Linked DNA regions of Homo sapiens: region 2 is linked to region 1. Evidence: read pairs that join two places in POLR2A ChIA-PET (ENCODE). Cell type or tissue: Panc1. All regions are shown on one strand. Each heading gives the region's core, and the rest is flanking DNA. Links, peaks and the distances in the headings are about the cores only. Region 1 overlaps NUP133 (nucleoporin 133). Region 2 has its middle 45 kb from the start of ACTA1.

Evidence for each region. Peaks named below come from ENCODE experiments on the same cell type or tissue, not always from the same donor. Only the 100,000 strongest peaks of a DNase experiment are listed, where the experiment ranks them.
Region 2: POLR2A ChIA-PET joins it to region 1 with 11 read pairs; 4 of 35 experiments call an interaction of 5 or more read pairs at or near these places.

What each region holds. Positions count from the first base shown.
Region 1 is chr1:229,500,069-229,505,455 of GRCh38, forward strand. It overlaps NUP133 (nucleoporin 133), which reads right to left. Exons shown (of 26, transcript NM_018230.3): 3 at 1,931-2,034; 4 at 688-795. Among named protein-coding and RNA genes, the nearest start is that of NUP133, 5.6 kb to the right of the region's middle. In Panc1, for the core only: a CTCF peak has its summit at 721 (motif pointing right); no DNase peak of the experiment used is centred there.
Region 2 is chr1:229,386,104-229,391,490 of GRCh38, forward strand. No RefSeq gene overlaps it. Among named protein-coding and RNA genes, the nearest start is that of ACTA1, 45 kb to the right of the region's middle. In Panc1, for the core only: no CTCF peak of the experiment used is centred there; DNase peaks (open chromatin) are centred at 3,088 and 3,272.

The sequences.
Region 1 (5,387 bases), core at 278-5,277:
ACTGCATTGTTTTCTTATCAAGTTTAGAATTTTAAAAAATATTCTGGATACAAGTCCTTTGCTGGATACATGATTTGCAAATTCTTCTTACTCTGTAACTTGTCTCTTCATTTTCTTGTCTTTGGCAAAGCAACGCTTTAAATTTTTATTTTATTTTAATTTTATTATTAATTTTATCAAACTTTTCTTTTATGGATCATGCTTTTGGTGATTTCCAAGAACTCTGTCTAATCTCAGGTCATGATGATTTTCTTCTGTTTTCTTCTAAAAGTTTTACTGTTTTACATTTAGATCTATGACCCATTTCAAATTAATCTTTGTAACAAGGTATGAGGTTTAAGGGAAAATTCAATACAATACAATACAAATTGGTCATTTGTAATTTTAAAATTACAAATGTTCCTACACTATGCATTGATACAGAGAAAAATCATCGTCAAAAACCATCCTTTCTGAATTGCTTTTGCACCTTCATCAAAGACCAAATGGGTGCCTTTATGTGGATCTATAACTGTATTCTCTATTCTGTTACACTGACCTATGTGTGTAGCTCTCTTTGCCAATACCACAATATCTTGATTTCTATAGGTTTATAGTTATATCTCAAAATCAAAGAGGATGATTCCTCTAACTTTAGGATGTCCTTGTTGTAAAAAGTTTATTTAAATAAGCTTTTAAGTCACCTACCTGAGTAGAATGTGCTTCACCTGAGGGAGAAGAGTAAGAAAGAGCCACTAAGTCGGCACTCCAGTGGAAATCACTAGGTGGCAGCTGAAGTTCTTTGCAAACGGATAACTGTAGAACAAACCCAAACAGAAAATCTTTCACATCAAATCCAGTATTTTGAAGATGCATCTGATTTCCCTTCTCTGCATATTTTAGATTCTGACTCACTGCTGGAAACACCATTCTACAAATATTCTTTCTTCTCACATCTCCTTTTAATCAGGCTTTCAGTAATTTTAAAACAAAGTATCTTAAGAGTATTGAATCATGAAAACTTAAAGGTAGACCAAACTCTGAAGAACAACTATCCTAACCTCTTCCTGGGCTAGAAAAGTCCAGTTAAGAGAAGACTAAGTAAGGTTAAGATGAGTGCTTAGGCTTCCTATGGAACTTTCCCAATTTACTCTTGATTTGTTCATCTGACATTTAAAATTAGCATGACCAAAGAGTAATTATACCAAGTTACCTAGGAAACAATTTCTTAGACTCTCAGCCAAATATCAGGATCCCGCAGCTAACTCAGTATGTCCCCCAGGAATTCACCCTCACCTATTACTCCTAACCACATACACCCTTTTCTAGGCAGCAGTAACACAGAGTTCAGCAGAAGTGAAGAATTGAGGTAAGCAGGAGCCCTGAGTTCCAACGGAACATGGCCAAGGAAGTAATGACTGGTAGAAGAGAGTAGTGTATCTAAGCTGTAACAAACAGAAAAAGGTTGCTGAGGATACGTTACTAGACATGCAAATGATAACCCACTGTTGGAAGTGGACAAGTGAAAAGTTTAACTAGCAACTGGTATCATATTTTCTTATTTTATTAAGCATCATTCAGTAGGTTCAACAAAACATAGTTCTGTCTTCTCAGAAATACGCAAACTCAAAGTTCATTTGCTTATGTGGATAGCATTTAGTCTGATACTTCATTAGGCAGACGGATTAGCATTATATTCATTGGAAATATCAATGACTCTAATTTTATTAAATGTAAACAACACAGATCTTCAAAAGGGGGAAACTTTTTTCCCAATACACAAATGTGTATGCATGCTCATTATTTCACATCACTATGAAAATGCAAACTCTTAATGCCTAAGTAGTTTCCTATTGACTATCCTCCAACTGTAAAAAAATTAGGGTAAAAATGAAAAGTCAATTGGCATTCCTCTCCTCTATCTTGTTCCAGCTCTCTAAAGAGCCATTACCTTAGTAATAGGTGACAGAGCAATCTTCCAAATAATGAGCTTCTCTTTGCACACCAGACAAGCCCATCCACCTTCATCTATGTTAATGGTCAGCTGGTCATCGACTAAAGGAAAAAATGAGGTGGGTGATTAATCTTATAGTATAAATCTTTATTACCACACGCTTTATCAAAAAAAAGTAATTGGCACACTCAGAAACGACTACCTCACAACAAATACTTTTGAATATTCCAAAATTATCAACACCAAAAACAATAGATCTATTAACTCTGATAACCAACTTTAGAAATATATCTAACGCCTGTAATCCCAGCACTTTGGGAGGCCGAGGTGGGAGGATCACGAGGTCAGGAGATCGAGACCATCCTGGCTAACATGGTGAAACTCCAACTCTACTAAAACTACAAAAAATTAGCTGAGTGTGGTGGCACGTGCCTGTAGTCCCAGCTACTTGGGAGGCTGAGGCAAGAGAATCGCTTGAACCTGGGAGGTGGAGGTTCCAGTGAGCCGAGATCGTGCCACTGCACTCCAGCATGGGCAACAGAGCCAGACTCCATCTCAAAAAAAAAAAAAAAAAAAAAAGAAAGAAAAAAGAAATATATCTAAAGGCAAAAAGTGTATTTGGGACATTTAATATTCCTTAATTTTTTGTTACAAACAGACCAGATAGCTTATTTCCTATAAGACATATTTAGGCCAGGCACAGTGGCTCATGCTTATAAATCCCAATATTTTGGGAGGCCACCCTGGGAGGACTGCTTGAGGCCAGCCTGGGCAACATAGTGAGACTCTCTCTCTTAAAAAAAAAAAAAAAAAATAGCCAGGCTTGGCAGTGCACTTCCCAGCTACTAGGGTGACTGAGGCACAGGAGAACCACTTGAGCCCAGGAGATTGAAGCTGCAGTAAACCATGATCACATCACTCCCACCTGGTCAAGAGAGCAAGACTCCATATCAAAAAATAAGTAAGCAGAAACAACAAAAGAGAGGCCAGGCAGGGTGGCTCACGCCTGTAATCCCAGCACTTTGGGAGGCCGAGGTGGGTGGATCATGAGGTCAGGAGTTCGAGACCAGCCTGGCCAACATGATGAAACCCCATCTCTACCAAAAATAGAAAAAAAAATTAGCCAGGCATGGGGGCATGGTGGCGTGCACCTGTAATCCTAGCTACTCGGGAGGCTGAGGCAGGAGAATTACTTGAACCTGGGAGGCAGAGGTTGCATTGAGCTGAGATCGCGCCACTGCACTCCAGCCTGGGCAACAGAGCAAGACTCTGTCTCAAAACAAACAAACAAAAAAGAAATATTTAGCAACATTTATAATTATATCGATAAAGTAAAACAAATAACAAACTCATTAACTATATAAAACATTTCAAGGAAAACAATGTGCTTTTGGAGGACCAAAAGCACATAATTTTCAAATAAGAGCTCCTTAAAGGAATGATAAATTATTTAGTACATGGAGACAAAGAGTTACGTTCTCTATTAAGTGACAAAACTAAATTAGCACATATCTTAAGTATTGGTGGTAAACCTCCACAAATGTGTTAACAGCCCTGGAAATTTTATTAAGTTGAGCTTTGCTCTTTACTTACAGAAAGGTAGAAGGGTGAAGTAAAAGGCATAGACAATGTACAAGCAAAAATATCAAACCAAGCCCAGGCTGAGTGAGGCTTTTTGCTCAACTGAACTATCTGCTCAGTAATTTTCTTTTTCTTGAAAGCACTACAACTCCAGATCCTCGACCGGTGTGCCTTTAAGGGCTGACTTAACAGTAGTTGGCAGGTTTCTAAGTGGGGAAGAGTTCTTCAAGTTGACACACCTCTTTGTTTTATATATCCTAATTTCTAAGGACTCTCTGAATTTCTAGATTTGGGGCTGTGTTATTTAATCTAGTCTGTTAAAATATGAGTAGTACATTAAAAGGTTTAAATGTAAACTGAAATTTTTAGAGGGGAAAAATATACACATATATACCAATATATATATATACATTTATTTATTTAAAACAGAACAATGTATAGAAAGGTTAGTAGTTGTCTGAAAACAACTATCCCTAAAGCTCCCAAGGACCTACAGGCAAGATGTGCCAAGTTCCAGTTGATGAGATATATTCCTTCTTCTAAAACAGAGTAATTTCAGCATTTTTTTTTTACTGTTATTAAGTTATACAGTAAATAGAGTTATTCACAGTATAATACATTTTACATCACGATACACCCATATACAATTTAAGTAAAACGAACAAAATTTACTAAACATATGAGATGCATTCTATTTCTTCTTTTTTTAAATGCTGGTCAAGAACCGCTAAATTTTGGTCACCCCTACAATTTGAAAAATACTGTTCCAGAAAAATCACAAAGATCTAGAATTCAAGCCTTAATAAAAATGACTTCAGCAGATATTAAGGCTGCTCTGAACTTTGCTCTTCCAGTGTCATCCAACTGCTCATCTTTAAAGTTGCCTTTCTAAGCTTGTGTTGATTGTATCTGTCAAAATTCCACACTAATTCTCCACCAACAGACGCTTCTAAAGGTACACCACGACAATGGTAACGTCATAAATTTGTGCACACAGCCTCTGGGATGCTACATAGGATCCAGAAATGGAGGTAGGACTTGATTTTACTGTATTATTAAACCCAATAACATGAGGTGCCAGTTTTGGGGTTTCACGGGAAACTTCATAAACCTGATCAACTCTGTAAACAGGACTGAATTTTGCATATACAGTATTTCCCCCTTTTATCTGCAGTTTCAAATACCTGTGGTCAATCGTAGTCTGAAAATATTAAATGGAAAATTCAAATGAACAATTCCTAAGTTGTAAATTGCATGCTGTTCTGGGTAAAGTGATAAAATCTCATACTGTCCTGCCTAAAGGTTGTGAATCAACCCTTTGTGCAGCATATCCATACTGTATACCCCAAGCTTGTCCAACCCATGGCCCAGGGACACGTGTGGCCCAGGACAGCTTTGAATGCGGTCCAACACAAGTTTGTAAACTTTCTTAAAACATGATAAGATTTATACACAGACCTTTTCATTATTTATTTTTAGCTCATCAGCTATCGTAAGTGTATTTTATGTGTGACCCAAGACAATTCTTCTTCCAAGTGGCCCAGGGAAGCCAAAAGATTGGACACCCCTGAGACTATCCAGCTGTTTGTCACTTAGTAGCTGTCTCAGTTACCAGATGAACTGTCGCAGTAATGCAATGCTTATATTCTCATTTTAGTTAATGACCCCAAACGAAGTACAAGAGTAGTGCTGCTGGTATATTGTTATAATTGTTCTACTTTATTATTACTGTTGTTCATCTTTACTGTTCCTAATTTATAAACTAAAGTTTATCATAGGTGTGTATGTATTAAAAAAACACAGTATATATAAGGTTTAGTACTATACAAGGTTTCAGGCATCCACTGGGGATCCTGGAAGATATCCCCCAAAG
Region 2 (5,387 bases), core at 212-5,211, 110 kb before region 1:
CTGGTATCTATTATTTCAGCAGGCTCTGGGACATAGAAACTGTTCCCAGTTGTTTGGTAGCCGGCCCTGTGGTGATTTGGGTAAGGGATAGTGGTCCAGATATGACAGCCCCATAGAGAAGGTGGCTGGGGCTGTGGGCTCTGGAGCGGTTGGTTTGCTTCTGAAGGGCATGCTCGGAGTCCTAGTCCTTTACTATCTCTGGGAACTGGCCAACCCTGGGAGGAACAGTCTTCCAGGGTCAGTAAGGCTCCCAAAATATCTAAGCATCAAAATAGAAAGACATGATTGGCCGGGTGCAGCGGCTCATGCCTCAAATCCTAGCACTTTGGGAGGCCAAGGCAGGTTGGATCACCTGAAGTCAGGAGTTCAAGACCAGCCTCGTCGACATGGCGAAACTCTGTCTCTACTAAAAATACAAAAATTAGCGAGGCCTGTGGCGGCTGCCTATAATCCCAGCTACTCGGGAGGCTGAGGCAGGGGAGTCGTTTGAATCCAGGAGGCGGAGGTTGTGGTTAACTGAGATCATGCCATTGCACTCCAGCCTGGGCAACAAGAGGGAAACTCCATCTCTCTCTCTCTCTCTCAGACACACACACACACACACACACACACACACACACACACACACAGATTAATCAGTCATAAAACTACTCATATGTCCCTCCCAGCATAGCTGTTAATAATCTCTGAATGAAATTTACGGTTCACTCTGCACCAGCCTGTGTACTACTAATCCACTCCTAGAGGTATCTTAGCTTTCCAGTCTTAGGTCCCAGTTTCTTCAATTACTTATTTTTATTTTATCTTCTATAATCTTGTATAAACTATTATAAATCTTTCCTGGAATGAGACAATGTATAAAGAAATAAACAAAGAAAAAAAAGCATTGCAGCCTCTTGCAAGGATTTGCACCTTATGAATAAAGACATACGATAATTTTATAAGAAATAATCATGAACCCTACAGTACAACATCCTGCAGCTCATAAAAAAAGGTATTGCAGGCCGGGAGCAGTGGCTCCTGCCTATAATCCCAACACTTTGGGAGGCCAAGGCAGGCGGATCATCTGAGGTCAGGAGTTCGAGACCAGCCTGGTCAACATGGTGAAACCCCGTCTCTACTAATACAAAAATTAGCCAGGCATAGGTGGTGCATTCCTGTAGTCCCAGCTACTGGGGAGGCTGAAGCAGGAGAATCACTTGAACCTGGGAGGCGGAGGTTGCAGTGAGCCAAGATGGTGTCATTGCACTCCAGCCTGGGCATCAACAGTGAAACTCTGTCTCAAAAAAAAAAAAAAAAAAAAAAAAAAAGAGGCATTGCAGCTAGGTCATGAACGTGACCTCCTATTGTACTGTCATAAATGGGTATTTGTTACACATTTAGTTGAAAATAGCTCTGTCCTGGAATGTAACAGCAAATTTTAGGGGTGAGGAGGAATTCCTTCTTTAAGGAGCTCGGAGAAATGGGAATGGTAGTTGTCTTCATCTATTCAGGCTTCCATAACAAAACACAGCAGATTGGGTGGCTCCAAACAACAGACATTTATTTCTCACAGTTCTGGAGGCCAAGATCAAGGCACGAACAGATCTGGTGTCTGGAGAAGGTCACTTCCTGGTTTGCAGATGGCCATCTTCTCATTGTATCCTCACATGTTTGAGAGAGAGCAAGCTCTCTCATTTCTTCTTTGTTTATTTATTTCAATTTGGGGTCTCACTCTGTGGCCCAGCCTGAAGTGGTACAAACATAGCTCACTGCAGCCTCAAACACCTGGGCTCCAGTGATCCTCTCACCTCAGCTTCCCAAGTAGCAGGAACTACAGGCACGCACCACCACACCCAGCTATTTTTTAAAAACTATTTGGGGAGACAGGGTCTCACTATGTTGCCAAGACTGGTCTTGAATTCTTGACCTCAAGTAATGCCCCCGCCTCAGCCTCCCAAAGTGCTGGGATTACAGGCATGAGCCACCACACCTGGCCCTGGTTTATGTTCTTCTGCTCAACCAGGACAGTGACAGTAGCTGGTTGGAGATATCTGAGCAGATGGAGAGGCAGACCAAGAAGTTAAACCACTGCACCTGGCCTGCTGCTTCTTCTAGAAAGACACTAATCACATCATGAAGGCTCTACTTTCACGACCTAATTACCTCCCAAAGGTCTCACCTCCTAATACCATCCCCTTAGGGATTCAGGCTTCAGCATACGAATTTGGAAGGAATATGACTATTCAGTTCATAACATTTATTTTATCTGTCAAGGGAATATTCAGAGACAAAGTCTTTCAAAAGGAAAAAAGTTTGTGGATATAAAAGGGGAAGGAAGCTAGGCTTCAGTAAGACTAGCTCATCCAACAAAAAGTCGAGCAAGTAGTTAACATTTTTTGGTTTTTGTTTTGTTTTGTTTTTTTTGAGACGGAGTCTCACTCTGTTGCCCAGGCCGGAGTACAATGTCGTGATCTTGGCTCACTGCAGCCTTCGCCTCCTGGGTTCAGGCAATTCTCCTGCCTCAGCCTCCCAAGTAGCTGGGACTACGGCCGCCACTCCTGGCTAATTTTTGTATTTTTAGTAGAGATGGGGGCTCACCATCTTGGCCAGGATGGTCTTGATCTCCTGACCTCGTGATCCACCTGCCTCAGCCTCCCAAAGTGCTGGGATTAAAGGCGTGGCCTTAACACTTTATTTCTAAAGCCCACAAGATCACCATGTTTATACCCACCTTTTCATGGTGGAAAAACACCAACTCCTCTCATAATTACCATGCACAATGCTGTGTTATTTCCTCCAACATCAACCCTGCAAAAGTCGGAGATGAGGTTGTTTCTGCTCAGGAGTCCAGGCTTACAGGAAATGCTCAAGATTTTCTTCTTTGGGAACCCAAGCTAGACAGAGTGGCAGTATTATTTTTGTTTTCTATAAAGGCACAAAGTGTTTTTTAATCCCTGTCTGTGGAAAATGATCTGCACACACATTGTAATAATGGCTGAGCCATGTGCCGATTTCCAACATGATGAATCATTTGTTTACATTTTTATCCATTTCTTTTCTCATTGCAATATCATTTCAGCCCATTCAAATACATAATCAAAATCAGTGCCACTCCTAAGAGGACACTTTTTCTTCTACTCATATCAGGAAGTTCATGGGACCATATGGAAAAGTGACTTAAACAAAAGTGACATCTGTCATTTTGCATTAGAGAAGTTGAGAACGTCATACCAAGGTTGCTAAATGCTGGTTCTTTGAGATTTTTTCTTATTCCCTGAACACAATCTGAGACATATGAGTCATTACATCTGTTGATCTTACTGAAGCAGAAGAATATCTAGAATGATCACTATTCTTGGGACTTCCTTTCCACCCTATGACTCTCATATTAAAGAGGCTGAACTCAGAGACAGCAGAGTGCGTGTATGCTCGTTTTGACTTCGAAACCAGGCTCCTAAAACCCATATCAGCGTCTTTATTTGCAAGCACCTGCCTTACCTGAGAATAATAAGGGTATTGAAATCTCACAAAAAGACCCAAGGCAAAAGGATCACACACATACACCTGCACACACGTACATGAACATACACACAGAGTTTTGGAAGGGCTCATGCTTAGCCTGTCTTCCCACCACTTTCAGAGGAGAGAAAAATTTTCCAGGCAGGGACTCAGGGACCTGTTCTGCCAAGAAGACCCAACTTTGATCCTAGTTTCTGCCCCGTGGCTCCTGGAGCCTCTGAGAAGTTGCTTGCCTTTTTCACTCATTCACTGAACACATAGTTGTGGAGCATCTATTTCACCCATTCCAAAATACAGACATTGAGCTAGGTTGACTTTAGCTCCCTGGCACTCATGGAACATTCAGGAACAGATTTTGGGCTCATTCTGAGTGTCAGGCCAATGGGGATACTACCCTTGTTTGTGTTATCTGGTCCGCTTGCCTCCACTTAATTTGGAGGGGGACTCAGAGGGGAACTGTTACGGGTTGAATTGTGCTCCCTTGAAGTTCACATGTTGAAACCCCAATCCTCCGTATCTCACGGTGTGACCTTATTAGGAGTTAGGGTTTTTACAGAGGTAATGGAGTTAAAATGAGGTTGGTCTAATTTAGGGTGGGCTTGAATCCAATATGTCCTGTGTCCTTATAAAAAGGGGAAATTTGGAGACAGTCATCCATAGAAGGAGAATGTCCTGTGAAGATGAAAAAGCCCACCTGCAAGTCAAGGAGAGAGGCCTCAAAAGAAACCAACCCTGCTGACACCTCCATCTCGGACTTCCAGCCTCCAGAACTGAGACAATACATTTCTGTTGTTAGAGCGCTCAGTCTGTGGTGCTTTCTTACGGCAGCCTCGGCCATTGAATACAGGCACCAATTCGAGCCCTTCAAACCCTTTGTCTCATGACACACGCAGATGCCCCTGAGCAGACTGAAGTCCATTCGTGTTTTAATGTCTATGCATCCACCAAAGACTTCACAGACTCCACTCATCCCAGTACAGGTGAAGAGGAATCCAGCAGTGGGCAGGGTGGGTAGGTTGTGGCGTCTCTTGGCTTTGGATTGCTGAACTTTCTGTTCTACCCATTCTTTTGAGGGTTATCTGTTGGGTGTGTCTGCCCACCCACAGGCCAGTGACTCTCTTCTTTGAGAGCTTTTCTCTTCTCTTCCTTCTATCTGTGACAGCAAACTCCCATAGGCCACGTTATGCTGGGGAACCCCCTTGACCAGCCATTGCTTACTGGATCGGGGACAGAATCTTGATTCCAGCTAGATTTTCTTATTCCTGGAATCGTCAACTAGAACTGAGAGACAGCTGAGCTCTGCATATGACTGGACCTGGAAGTGAATTTGGAGCTGAGGGGTGCCCATTCCCTAAGGGAGGCCGGGGAGCCCAGGAAACCGCCGGCATGAAGGGAGGAACAGAGCAGATGCGCCAAGAGAAAGCAGCGGTGGGGAGCGGCACCCAGGCCAGCCCTGGAGGCTGGCTGCCCGCACCCTCACCATGGCTCCCACCCACCCCTCTTTGCTTAAGCCAGCTGGGCTACTTTCTTTGTTCTCGCTACCAAATTTCTAACATACCTCCTTCTCTTCATGTACCTAAATACCTCCAAATACTAATTAAATAGCTGAAAGCAATATGCATAATCCAAAAACATTGATCCCTTTCTCTTTTTTCTTGTTTTGTGAGACAGCGTCTACTCTGTCACCCAGGCTGGAGTGCAGCAGCGCCATCATGGCTCACTGCAGCCTCAACCTCCTGGGAACAGGCAATCCTCCCACCTCAGCCTTCCAAGTACCCAGGACCACAGGTGCCTGCCACTATGCTCAGCTGTGTTTTTTTTCTTTTGTAGAGAAGGGGTCTTACTTCCCAGGCTGGTCTCGGACTCCTGGGCTCAAGTGATCATCT